Linked DNA regions of Homo sapiens: regions 1 and 2 are each linked to region 3. A link is a contact called in ENCODE Hi-C or POLR2A ChIA-PET data. All regions are on one chromosome and are shown on one strand. The core of a region is the stretch at or near the end of the contact, and the rest is flanking DNA. Distances in the headings are between cores, read along the strand shown. Region 1 has its middle 42 kb from the start of C1GALT1C1. Region 2 has its middle 97 kb from the start of C1GALT1C1. Region 3 holds the start of MCTS1 (MCTS1 re-initiation and release factor).

Region 1 (3,329 bases), core at 14-2,513, 69 kb before region 3:
AGATACAAATCCTTTCCATAGCCTCCAAGGCCTTGCATGGTATGGCCTTGTTAACCCTTCCAGCTACTATCTCTATTATCTAACAATAGCCACTTGGCCTCTGTCAGATCTACGGTAGTCCCACATTCCTGCCTGTTTTGTGATATTTGCACATGCTATTCCTTTTGCCTTAAAACTTGATCCCCTCCTCTTTGCCTAACCAACTCCTACTTACTCTTCAGGCCCCATTTTAAGTGTCACTTCCTCGGGGAAGACTTCCCTGATCCGCTAAATTAGAAAAATCTTCTTTAGTGTTTGTTTTCTAGCACTTTCCTATCTTCCCTCATGGTGTTTATTAATGTCTGGCTCCCCCGTTCAATTGTGAGCTCCATGAGAACAGAGGCTATGTCTGCTTTGTTCACCACGGTCTCCCCAGTGACTGATATGATGTAGATGCTCAATGAAAATTTCAATTGAAGGCAGAGAGGCAGTACAATGTGCCCTAGGAGTGATGCCCCCCATGAGAAGCCTAGTAAGAGAAGTGACCTAACTACTTCCTTGTGCGTGTCATTCTGCCTTCTCAGCAGTTTCGCCCAAGCTCTCTATTCCTAGCCTCACCTATTTTTCAACCCATCTCTATATTTCAATTCTTAAAGCACAACAGTCCTCTCCCCTTACTCTAGCTTTTGTTTCCCAACTTTTATAAAAACTGGGCATAGAAAAGTATTTCACTTTTTTTTCCTAATGTCACTGTAAGAATAACAATGTCAGTTCCATGAAAAATGGTAACCAACTTTCAGATTCAACATCAAGTTGATATTATAATAAGGGCAGCTACTGCTCAGTTCCAGTCAGTTGTTGCTATGAGGAAATGAAGGCCCTGTGTGCCAGATTTCATTTTTTCAGGAGAAATCAGGAATGCATATTTTTGTATGAACCTTCCTATTTTTGAAATATTGGCAACTATTTTTTAATGTGAGCTTGTGTTAGCCAAATGAAGCATATCTATAGGCTAGAAGTGACCTATACACCACCATTTTGCATCCTCAAATTATAAGTAACTATAATACAAGTCAGAATAAAATCAGTGGTATAATGGAAGTAGAATCAGCATGTCATAAGATCATGTAGAAAAGAACAATTACAAAATGCACATTGCCATATAAACAGATAAATTTTTGTAAAAGATAGGCCAACTGACCCATTCATTTGCTTAAGAGCACAGCCAAGGCAGGTTTCCGTGCCCTGACCTTTGTTTGGCCTCCTGAGTCACACAGCTTGTCTAGTCATGGACTGTGACATGCTCTCTTGCCTATTTTTTGCCTCCTAGATCTTGGCAACAAACATAGCGAGTAAGGGCAGAATGACGATCAGAACAAAGAAAAATAAGCTTAGAAAGGAGCACAGTGTTCTTTCAGAAAAGCCCTACAGGAAATGAGTTCCATAAAAATGATTCTTAGGCCTGTGTATGTATTAACAAATCATTCCTAAGTGCACCCCTTGAGTTTGGGCATTTTGATTGTAATTTCCAATATTGCACATTAAGACCCTCACTTAAATCCCTTGCCTCATCTCTTCAGTCTCCTAATTTATCAAAACATTCAAACCTGTGTTTGCCACATAATCCTATCTTACCTCAATATTCTACTTTTCCTCTAGTGAAAACACTGCTAATTGCTATTTAAATCTGACCACTTCCTCAAGATAGTCAAGCTTATCTGGACTATTCCCACTATCTCAGCTCATTTCTCCACCCATGCTTCATCCTTTCCATTTCCCTAATCTGTAACTCTTTTGTGAAATATCTTTGTGTAGCTCCATAATTCATGGACTCTTTCATGATTTACCTTAAGTAATTAGTTTCCTGGAATATAGCCATAGTCCAAAAAACTAATATTCATAGCAATCTTGGTACTTCCTGAAGTGTTAGATTCACATTTCTGATGACAAGTTATACAAAGAAGTTTGAAGACTGAGGCATAGAGTCAGATGCAAGGATGTTTGCTGGAACATTGTTTGTAATAGAAAAAGACGAGATAAATACCAAATGTCTACTCATTAGAGAAAGGCTAAATGTACCAGGACACAGCCATCTGTGGATTAGTATGAATGTTTCATGTATAAATGGACATGAAAAATCCCCAGGATATATTGCTGAGAGGAAAAAGTAAGAGAAAAACACATACAGTATGATACTATTTATGTAATTGTTTTTAAACACAGCAGTATATATTTATATAGGCATTATACACACATGTTTTATTGATGCATAATAGTTGTATATCATTTCAAGGTACATGTGATAATTTAATACATTCATATAATTTGTAAAGATCAAATCAGCCCATATGCATTTTTAAAAGCGTGGGGGGGTAATTCCAAACTGATAACAATTATTACCTTTGGGAAGAGGAAAGAAGTTTAGGGGAAGAGGGAGGAATAAATGAAAACTTTAAATTGTTTTGGATATACATAATTTTGTTATATTATTTTGTTACTTTGGTATTATATGCCTCTTATAATAGAATATAGGGCCCATGAGAATAAGGCTGAATTTTTTAACATTTAAAAACTTGTTGTAAAATACACATAACATAAAATTTACCATTTTAGCCATTTTTTAATGTTTTTTGTCTGTTTGTTTAGAGACAGGCTCTTGCTATATTGCCCAGGTTGGACTCAAACTCCTGGACTCAAGCGATCTTCCCACCTCTGCCTCCTAAATAGCTGGGACTACAGGCACATGACACCATGTCTGGCTCATCTTAGCCATTTTCAAGTGTACAATTTAGTGGCATTAAATACCTACACATTATTGTGCAACCATCAACACCATCCATCTCCAGAACTCTTTTCATCTTGCATAACTAAAACTCTGTTTCCATTAAACAATAACTATTCATTACCCTCTTCTCTACCCCCAACAACTGTTATTCTACTTTCTGTCTCTACGAATTTGACTACTCCACGTACCTCATGTAAATGAAATCATGGCCGGGCACGTGTGGCTCACGCCTGTAATCCCAGCACTTTAGGAGGCCGAGACAGGTGGATCACCTGAGGTTAGGAGTTCGAAACCAGCCTGGCCAACATGGCGAAACCCCATCTCTACTAAAAATACAAAAATTAGCTGGGCATGATGGCAGGCGCCTGTAATCCCAGCTACTCGGGAGGCTGAGACAGAAGAATCGCTTGAACTAGGGAGGTGGAGGTTGCAGTGAGCCGAGATTGCATCACTGCACTCCAACCTGGGCAACAGAGCAAGACTCCGTCTCAAAAAAAAAGAAGAAAAGAAAAAAGAAATCATACAGGATTTGTCCTTTTATGACTGGCTTATTTTGCTTAGCGTA
Region 2 (3,762 bases), core at 756-3,255, 120 kb before region 3:
CACTGATGAAGGGATATCGGGCACTATGACCTCTGAGTAGGGATGACTTTATTGTAGAGAGAAAGTGCTTCTGGAACTCTTTAAATCATTCTACGTGGCTGATCATCATCTTCACCAAATTGCACAGTTAGCCTCATTATGTGAATCTAACTAGAATTGATATGATTACAATAAAAGGATTTTTCCTGCTCAAGGTCTAGTTTATAAAGAAATTGAATTTTCCCCTCAAGGCTTCATTTATAATAAAATGACTTTTTTTTCTTTCTCAAGGCCTTGTTTTCAACATCTGGATTACATGATCTGGTTCCAATATTTTCCTCAAAGCTATCTCTCCTAGCCTCAAAGAACTTTTGAGAGTTTGCCAATCAACAGGAAAAACATTTAGATTACAATACATGCTCTTTCCAGACTAGCCCTAGTTCTCTCAGATATTTCTGTACCCTGAACTGGTGCACTTCCAGGAATATGAGGGATTTTGCACCAGCTGTTGATGAAACAATTCCTTCCACCTGTGTCTTGTCCAGTCCCTAAATTACTAACTCAGAAAGGAAGTTGGAAAGTTAAAGAGGCACACTTTCTCTAAGGAGCCTTAATTAGGTTTGGCATTTGAGTTTGTGGTGTTTTTCTTTCCCTATTAACAAAGGACTATTTGTACATCATAAATAGAAGTAGAGGAAGAAAATGATATCTTAAATCATCCACTTAAAAACCAAGACAAAAATGGTACAGGTGGCTTTTTAAAAGAAGGAGGAAAAATCCCCTCCACATAAGCCCTTTTCTTGAATAGGCCTCTAACTAGCCCTGGTGCAGCTGCAAGGATGCATTTAATGATTCTGTGATTTATTGCTCTACAGAGGATATTCTCAGCCATCATCTGCAGAAGAGGCCCTAGCAATATGTAGAATGGGAGACTAAGAACGTATTGGAATGGGCTAAATTTTCCATGTGGTTTCCATTTTCTTTCTTATTGTACATCAAAAGTATTTTTTTTAAGAAAACGATTTTTAGCCATCACAAATATCATAAAAGCACCCTGCCCCTAGGGCAGCTTGCAGCAGGCCTGAGCCAGAAACTGTGACTAGAAAGAGAAGGAGCTCAAAACATCCTCCATCTTGAAAGGCGAAGCTTCCTAAAGCCAGTTCTTCGCACAAAATCCTCTCTGATCTGAAGACCTATGACTTCTATTGGGTGTCCCCAGACTAAGTCACGATTGTAAGGTAGTAAAGAGCAGCTAATATCGACTGAGCACTATGGGACACCAAATGCTTTGGGTCATTTACATGGATTATTTCATTTACTACTCAATTTATTGTCTCCATTTTACAGATGAGGAAACTGAGAGCTGAGAGAAGTTAAGTCACTTTACCCAAGGGCACAAAGCCTATGAATGGAAAGCTAGGATTTGATCCCTGGTTTGTATGATTTCAATAGTAGTGCTTTTAACTACTACATAGTTGTCACCCCTTTCTTTTCTTCTAGGGTCCCTCCCTGACCACAAATATAATATAATGTCAGGAATTCCTTATACTATCCCCTAGCTACCTAGGAACTAAAACTACAGTAACCATCTATGCCTGTCCTCCAGAGTAATGCCCCATTGTACAAAATTTCCCATATTATCTAATATCTCCCCATGGAACTCTGGGTTTCCCATCAAATCTTTCAATAAAATTATGGCTTTAAATAATAAAAATCATTTCAGGTCCTCCTAATACTAATTGATAAATTTTTCTTGTATATATCCACCTACCCACATAAACACGCATCCTCTTATTCTACTAGTTCACCTATATTGAGTACTTACTATGTGCCAGACATCAAGTTAATCACTTCACATGAATCTTCTCATGTGCTTCTCCACAGTAACCCTATGAGGTAGCTGCTATTATTACATCTGTTTTACACATGAGAAAACTGAAGCTCAGAAAAGCTCCAAAGTTCAGAAAAGCTCCAAGCAAGTGGAGGAGTTAGGGTTTGAATTCAGATGTGTTTCACTTGAGAGCCCAAACCCCTAAACCACTACATTCTACTTCCCCTTTTCTTAACAGTGATAAGTCATGTTGATCGTACATACCAGTCATATAATGTGGTCAAAATAGCCCTTTACTTCTGTGGAGTTCCTCCCAAATCCCACAGCCCCAGCATAATTATGAGAAAAACATAATACGAATATCAGTGGAGGAACTTTCTAAAAAATACCTAACCAGTACTCCCCAAAACTGTCAAGGTCATGAAAAAGAAGGAAAAAATTCCAGGTGACATCTATGAAAATGATGGAGTAGGGAACTCCTGTGAAAGTTCTCAGAATCAAAATGGAGTCACTGTGGAAAAAAAAAATGACAAATAGAGCCAGGGAAGACCATGAAGGGAGGATTCTCATGCATAAATGACAGATAACAAGAACTTTCAGAAAAGACTGCAAAAACCACAACCTTGCACAAAGGCCATCACAACCTCACACACACAAAAATACTTCTGCAAGGATATCTGCCCATCAGCTGCCTGTCCAGCCTTGGAGTGATGCCACCCTTGTTACTGATCCTTGTAGCCAAGGATAAGTATCTCCAAACAATTAAGTAATCCTCATTTTTCTTTTAAAAACTTTGTCTTCATCTACCTCCCCAAAAACGCACATAGTTTACTAGGACACATATTAACATTGCAATGCTCTATTCCTGAATACATATCATTTTCTTTTGGAGGGCCTCTCTCTGTTTGTTATTTAGGTTGACATAAATGGTGTGCAGAAGTGGGACCTGAAAAAGATCTCTATCCGAAGGAATTGGTGATTATTGGAACTGGTGTACAGCACTCACTTGAGCCCTTTGAGCTCTCTGCTTCTGCAGCCTAGTTTTTCTGCCCTGATGAGTCTTCTGTCAGGCCAAGCCTCTCTCTTTTTGTAGATGATTTTGACTTTATTCAGGACTTGGTAATAAGGCCACCTTAAAAAGAGACCTTACATTCCTCCTAGGATGATAAAAGACTTTTTGTCTTTCTGGTATAAAGACAATGTCCTTCTGGTTTGAGTACTCTAGTTTCTATAGAAGTTACACCCTGTCTGTGAGACATGTCTTTTTCTGGTGAATTTACTTTTGGTTCTTTCTACACACCCAATTTAATATTTTATTTGATCTCCATGCTTCATTTAAAATTCTTATGAGCACTCTAATTTTGATTTCATTTTGGTTTGGTTTTGCATCTCTATAAATGATTTCTCTGTTTTCCCTTGCTTGTTTCTAAAAATCTTCTGAGAGCAAAAATAAAAAATTGTAAATGGTGGGCACAAGGAGGCTGGTCAAAGGCCACTAGGGTGGCTGGGCATGGTGGCTCATGCCTGTAATCCCAGCAGTTCGAGAGGCCAAAACAGGAGGATCACTTAAAGCCATGAGTTTGAGACCAGACTGGGCAATAAACCAAGAGGCCCCCATCTCTCCAAAAAAAAAAAAAAAAAAAACTAGTAAAACTAAAAGTATTTAACAGCCACTAGGGCGATCACCACCATCTAAAACATTAGTCCAAACTCCTGACAGTCTCTAATAGGATTTATAAGATTTTCTTTGCTTTCAAGAGATTAATAAGAAATGGAATGAGATTCTTAAACATTAAGGCATGCCAGGTTTTCTGGGATTCCAGCCAAGTATATTAGAGATTCTAGCGCATATGGTTTGTTTGTTTGTTTGTTTGTTTTTGTTTTTGTTTTGAGATGGAGTCTCACTCTGTCGCCCAGGCTGGAGTGCAGTGGCACAATCTCGGCTCACTGCA
Region 3 (3,410 bases), core at 183-2,682:
TTAGGCATGATTTGATTAAGCCATGGTTCAATACCTGGAAATTGCTCTATCAATTGATTCTTAATACCCTTAATAACTGAAGTTTTCAACTGGATGCAGTTGGACACATTTTCTTTTTCATCAAATCTGCCAAGTAATTTTTGCAAGAAAAGAAAAGGCATTTCTAAGTAGAGGTATCAGAATACCTAAAGGTACTGTTCTAATTAGTCATTTATTCCCAACCAAGTATTTAGATACTTAATTATGAAATAAATTGTTCTTTTAAAAAAAAATACCATCTCCCTTTTACTCTGTCCAGCACAAAACCAATGTCTTAATACAATATTGAAATAAACTGTCAAGTATACAGCAATTAGCTGGGGTTAGGGGGAGGAATATGAGACATACTTTGCACCATAATCTGTAATTAGCTACACAAATGCCTTTCCTGGAAAATCTTATTCAATTCTACCCAGGAAGAAACACAGGCTCCCACCAATAATAAAACCTGAGATCAGAAAACAAAACCCTCAATTCTTGAGATACAAAAGACCAACCCAAGCATAACATAGAAAATCGGCCCCTGCTAGGCTATGTAATCTGCTGAGATTTTTTTTAAGTGATGATAATAATGATTTCTAAGATCCCTATTCGTTTTTGCTCAAAATTTCATGCACAAAACCCACCTTCCTTTGCCCATGTTCCCCCTTTGCTTTTTGCGTCTACCAAATCTGGAAGGCAAACCCACTAGTAGGTTCCCAAGGAATTTTTGTCTTCCTTACACTGAATAGCCTATGGGGCAATCGTTATTTTCAAGGCAAGGTTAATCTGGCAGCTAGGCAATAGGCATGACAGGCCGCTTGCTTCCTGTCACCCAGACTCCTTCACTCCCATGACCCAGGAAGTCAAGCCTTCCTTTATTCAGTTCATAACTAATAAACATATGGCAGTGAGCGCAGGGCTCCCCTCTCAGCTACAGAGAATATGCCTCTAAATCACAGTGCACGGATGTGATTGGTAGAACCCTAGGAATGGAGACAGAATTGGGGGAGGGGGCAAAAGAGAAAGAGGGGTAAGGAGAAAAAACAATGGGAGTGGAGGGACTGAAACCCAATTAAGGACTACGGATGGAAAGCTTAAAGAAGTGTTCAAGTTGGGAGTGAGAGCATAGTACTATAGAAAACCTTAGGGAGTCAGGATGGCAGGGGCGGGGGAGAGAGAAAGAGGATCTTAGCTCTCGCCCTCTTCCCCACCCCCACCCCACCGCCTTTGTGAGCAGCCGATGGAGGCCACAGCATGTCCTTACTTCTTGAACATGATCCAAGGTGAAGGGGGCGACGATAGGGAAGGGCCCGGAATGGGAAAGAAATTGAATTTGCAGGGGTCCGGCAGATCCCCTCACACGAGGAAGGCCGGCACTGACAGTCGGAGCTGTAGTCGTTATCCGGAAAACGAGAGCCAGCCGCGCTTTACGGCTCTCAGTCAAATCTGACTACTTCCGCTCCTCTGGACTCCACGTAGGCGCTTTTGCCGGCTCCTTTTAGGCAACCGGTTCCTCAGCAGTTGGAGGTAGCTGAAAGGGCGGGACTTGAGAGGGAAGAAGTGATAGAGCAATTGCAGGAAGAGAAGAATGGAGGGGGCGGAGAATCAATCAAAGTAGCATTTATGGCACTTGCGTCAGTTACGGGTTCCTCAAAGGGTCAAGATTCTTCCGTGCTTCGTTGCTACCTATCGTCAAAGTAAACGATTTTTTTAGAGGGAATGGTTTCTGTCCTGTCTGAGGCAACCGAATGGATTGGTGCTTACCTACCAGCATGAATCCAGGCAACCCTCATGGCTTCATGTTAAAGTGCTGGTAGGATTGCCAGGTTTAGCAAATGAAAATACAGGATGCCTATTTAAATTTGCATTTCAGGTAAACAATGAATATTTGTTTTAGTGTAAGTATACCTCATTAATATTTTGGATATACTTACACTAAAAATATACAGCGCTTGTTTAGCTGAATTTAATTGAGCATCCTGTTTTTTATCTTATAACCTTATTCACTGGCAACCGTACGATGCTCCCAAAGTTTTTTGCGGGTTTTTATTGAGACAGGGCCTCACTCTTGCCCAGGCTTGAATGCGGTGGTGCTATCATGGCTCACTTGCAGCCTCTACCTCCTTGGCTCAAGGGATCTTCCCACTTCAGCCTCCCAAGTAGCATGGACTACAGGCACACACCATCATGCCCGGTTAATTTTTTTATTTTTATTATTATTATTATTATTGTAGAGACGGGGTCTATGTTGCTCAGGCTGGTTGCAAAGTCCTGGGCTCAAGCAGTCCTCCCACCTTGGCATCCCAAAGTGCTGGGGTTACAAGCGTGAATGACTGTGCTCCCGTAGAATAATTCCCATAGAATTATTACAGAAGGTAATCTGATTTAAGAGATAATAGCTAAAGAGACATGTTTTACTTATGTAATTTTTTTAAAAATAAAGCTGATAGAGAAACAAAATTATGCCAATCAAGAGTTTCACTTTGTTTTTTGTTTTAGAGACAGCATCTCACTCTGTCACCTAGGCTGGAGTGCAGTGGCATGATCACGGTTCATTGGAGTTGCAACTTCCCAGGCTCAAGTGACCCTCCCGCCTCAGCCTCCGGAGTAGTTGGTACTACAGGCATGCACTACCACACCTGGCGAATTTTAATTTTTTGTAGAGACAGGCAGGGTCTCACTAAGTTGCCCAGACTGATCTTGAACTCCTGGCCTCGAGCAATTCCCCGAACTCAGCCTCCCGAAGTGTTGGGATTACAGCCATGAGCTACTGTGCCTGGCCTAATCAAGGGTTTTGATCAGCCAAGAAATCATGGAAAAATTTAAAAACCTGAAAAGGCCCTACGCAGGAGGTGGGGTGGGTAGGCACTGACATCCAAAACAAATACACCAGTCTCCCCAGGGAGTAAATACTCTAGTCCATATTGAGGAGACGGGCCATTAGAGCAATTATAGCAAACAGTACTATGCATTTAAATGATCCAACTAACACCTTGTCTTAATTCTATGGTATGAACAATATTCTGATTATAATTTGGCTTCCCATGAAGATCTGCCCACAGGGAAAGAATTAGCTACGTTCCAATCAAATCTGCATGAACAATTATGTTTGCATTTGTAAATTAATAAATTGGCATTCTGGTTTATACAACACTCTCTTGTGAACATCCTTAGTGAGAATCCACATTCCCAGCATCCATCAACTCTGCAACATTTAGAATATTGACATTATGAACATGTGAAACTGATGTCCAGACCCCAAGCTGTGGTGACTGCCACACTGGCAGGATTATTTTTTTTTAATTTTTATGGGTACCTAGTAGGTGTATAAATTTATGGGGTATATGAGATGTACAGGCATGCAATGTGAAATAAGCACATCATAGAAA

Evidence for each region. Hi-C counts contacts between places; a loop is a spot of excess contacts on that map. ChIA-PET counts read pairs that join two places held with the same protein, here RNA polymerase II (POLR2A). Pooled maps may share reads with other maps.
Region 1: a map of endothelial cell of umbilical vein shows a loop between it and region 3 (3-fold over the local background). The contact joins the enhancer-like site here to the promoter of MCTS1 in region 3. A Hi-C loop is called at or near these places in 1 of 168 maps with a recorded cell type or tissue (endothelial cell of umbilical vein), 1 of 37 single-sample maps with no recorded cell type and 8 of 50 pooled maps. POLR2A ChIA-PET finds 5 or more read pairs at or near these places in 6 of 52 experiments (A549, B cell, MCF 10A and 3 more).
Region 2: a loop to region 3 is called in a pooled map, with 4 times the contacts of the local background. The contact joins the enhancer-like site here to the promoter of MCTS1 in region 3. A Hi-C loop is called at or near these places in 5 of 50 pooled maps. POLR2A ChIA-PET finds 5 or more read pairs at or near these places in 7 of 52 experiments (AG04449, BJ, CD4-positive, alpha-beta T cell and 4 more).

Annotation. Positions count from the first base shown.
Region 1 is chrX:120,670,550-120,673,878 of GRCh38, reverse strand. No RefSeq gene overlaps it. Among named protein-coding and RNA genes, the nearest start is that of C1GALT1C1, 42 kb to the right of the region's middle. Within about 2 kb of position 1,263, at least 11 of the 41 ENCODE cell types and tissues checked have a DNase peak (open chromatin) inside an H3K27ac peak, as active enhancers do; they include PC-3 and endothelial cell of umbilical vein, where a contact is called at or near this core.
Region 2 is chrX:120,724,759-120,728,520 of GRCh38, reverse strand. No RefSeq gene overlaps it. Among named protein-coding and RNA genes, the nearest start is that of C1GALT1C1, 97 kb to the right of the region's middle. Within about 2 kb of position 2,005, at least 2 of the 41 ENCODE cell types and tissues checked have a DNase peak (open chromatin) inside an H3K27ac peak, as active enhancers do; they include OCI-LY7, where a contact is called at or near this core.
Region 3 is chrX:120,602,123-120,605,532 of GRCh38, reverse strand. It overlaps MCTS1 (MCTS1 re-initiation and release factor), which reads right to left and starts at 1,432. Exons shown (of 6, transcript NM_014060.3): 1 at 1,286-1,432; 2 at 1-126. The coding sequence starts at 1,296.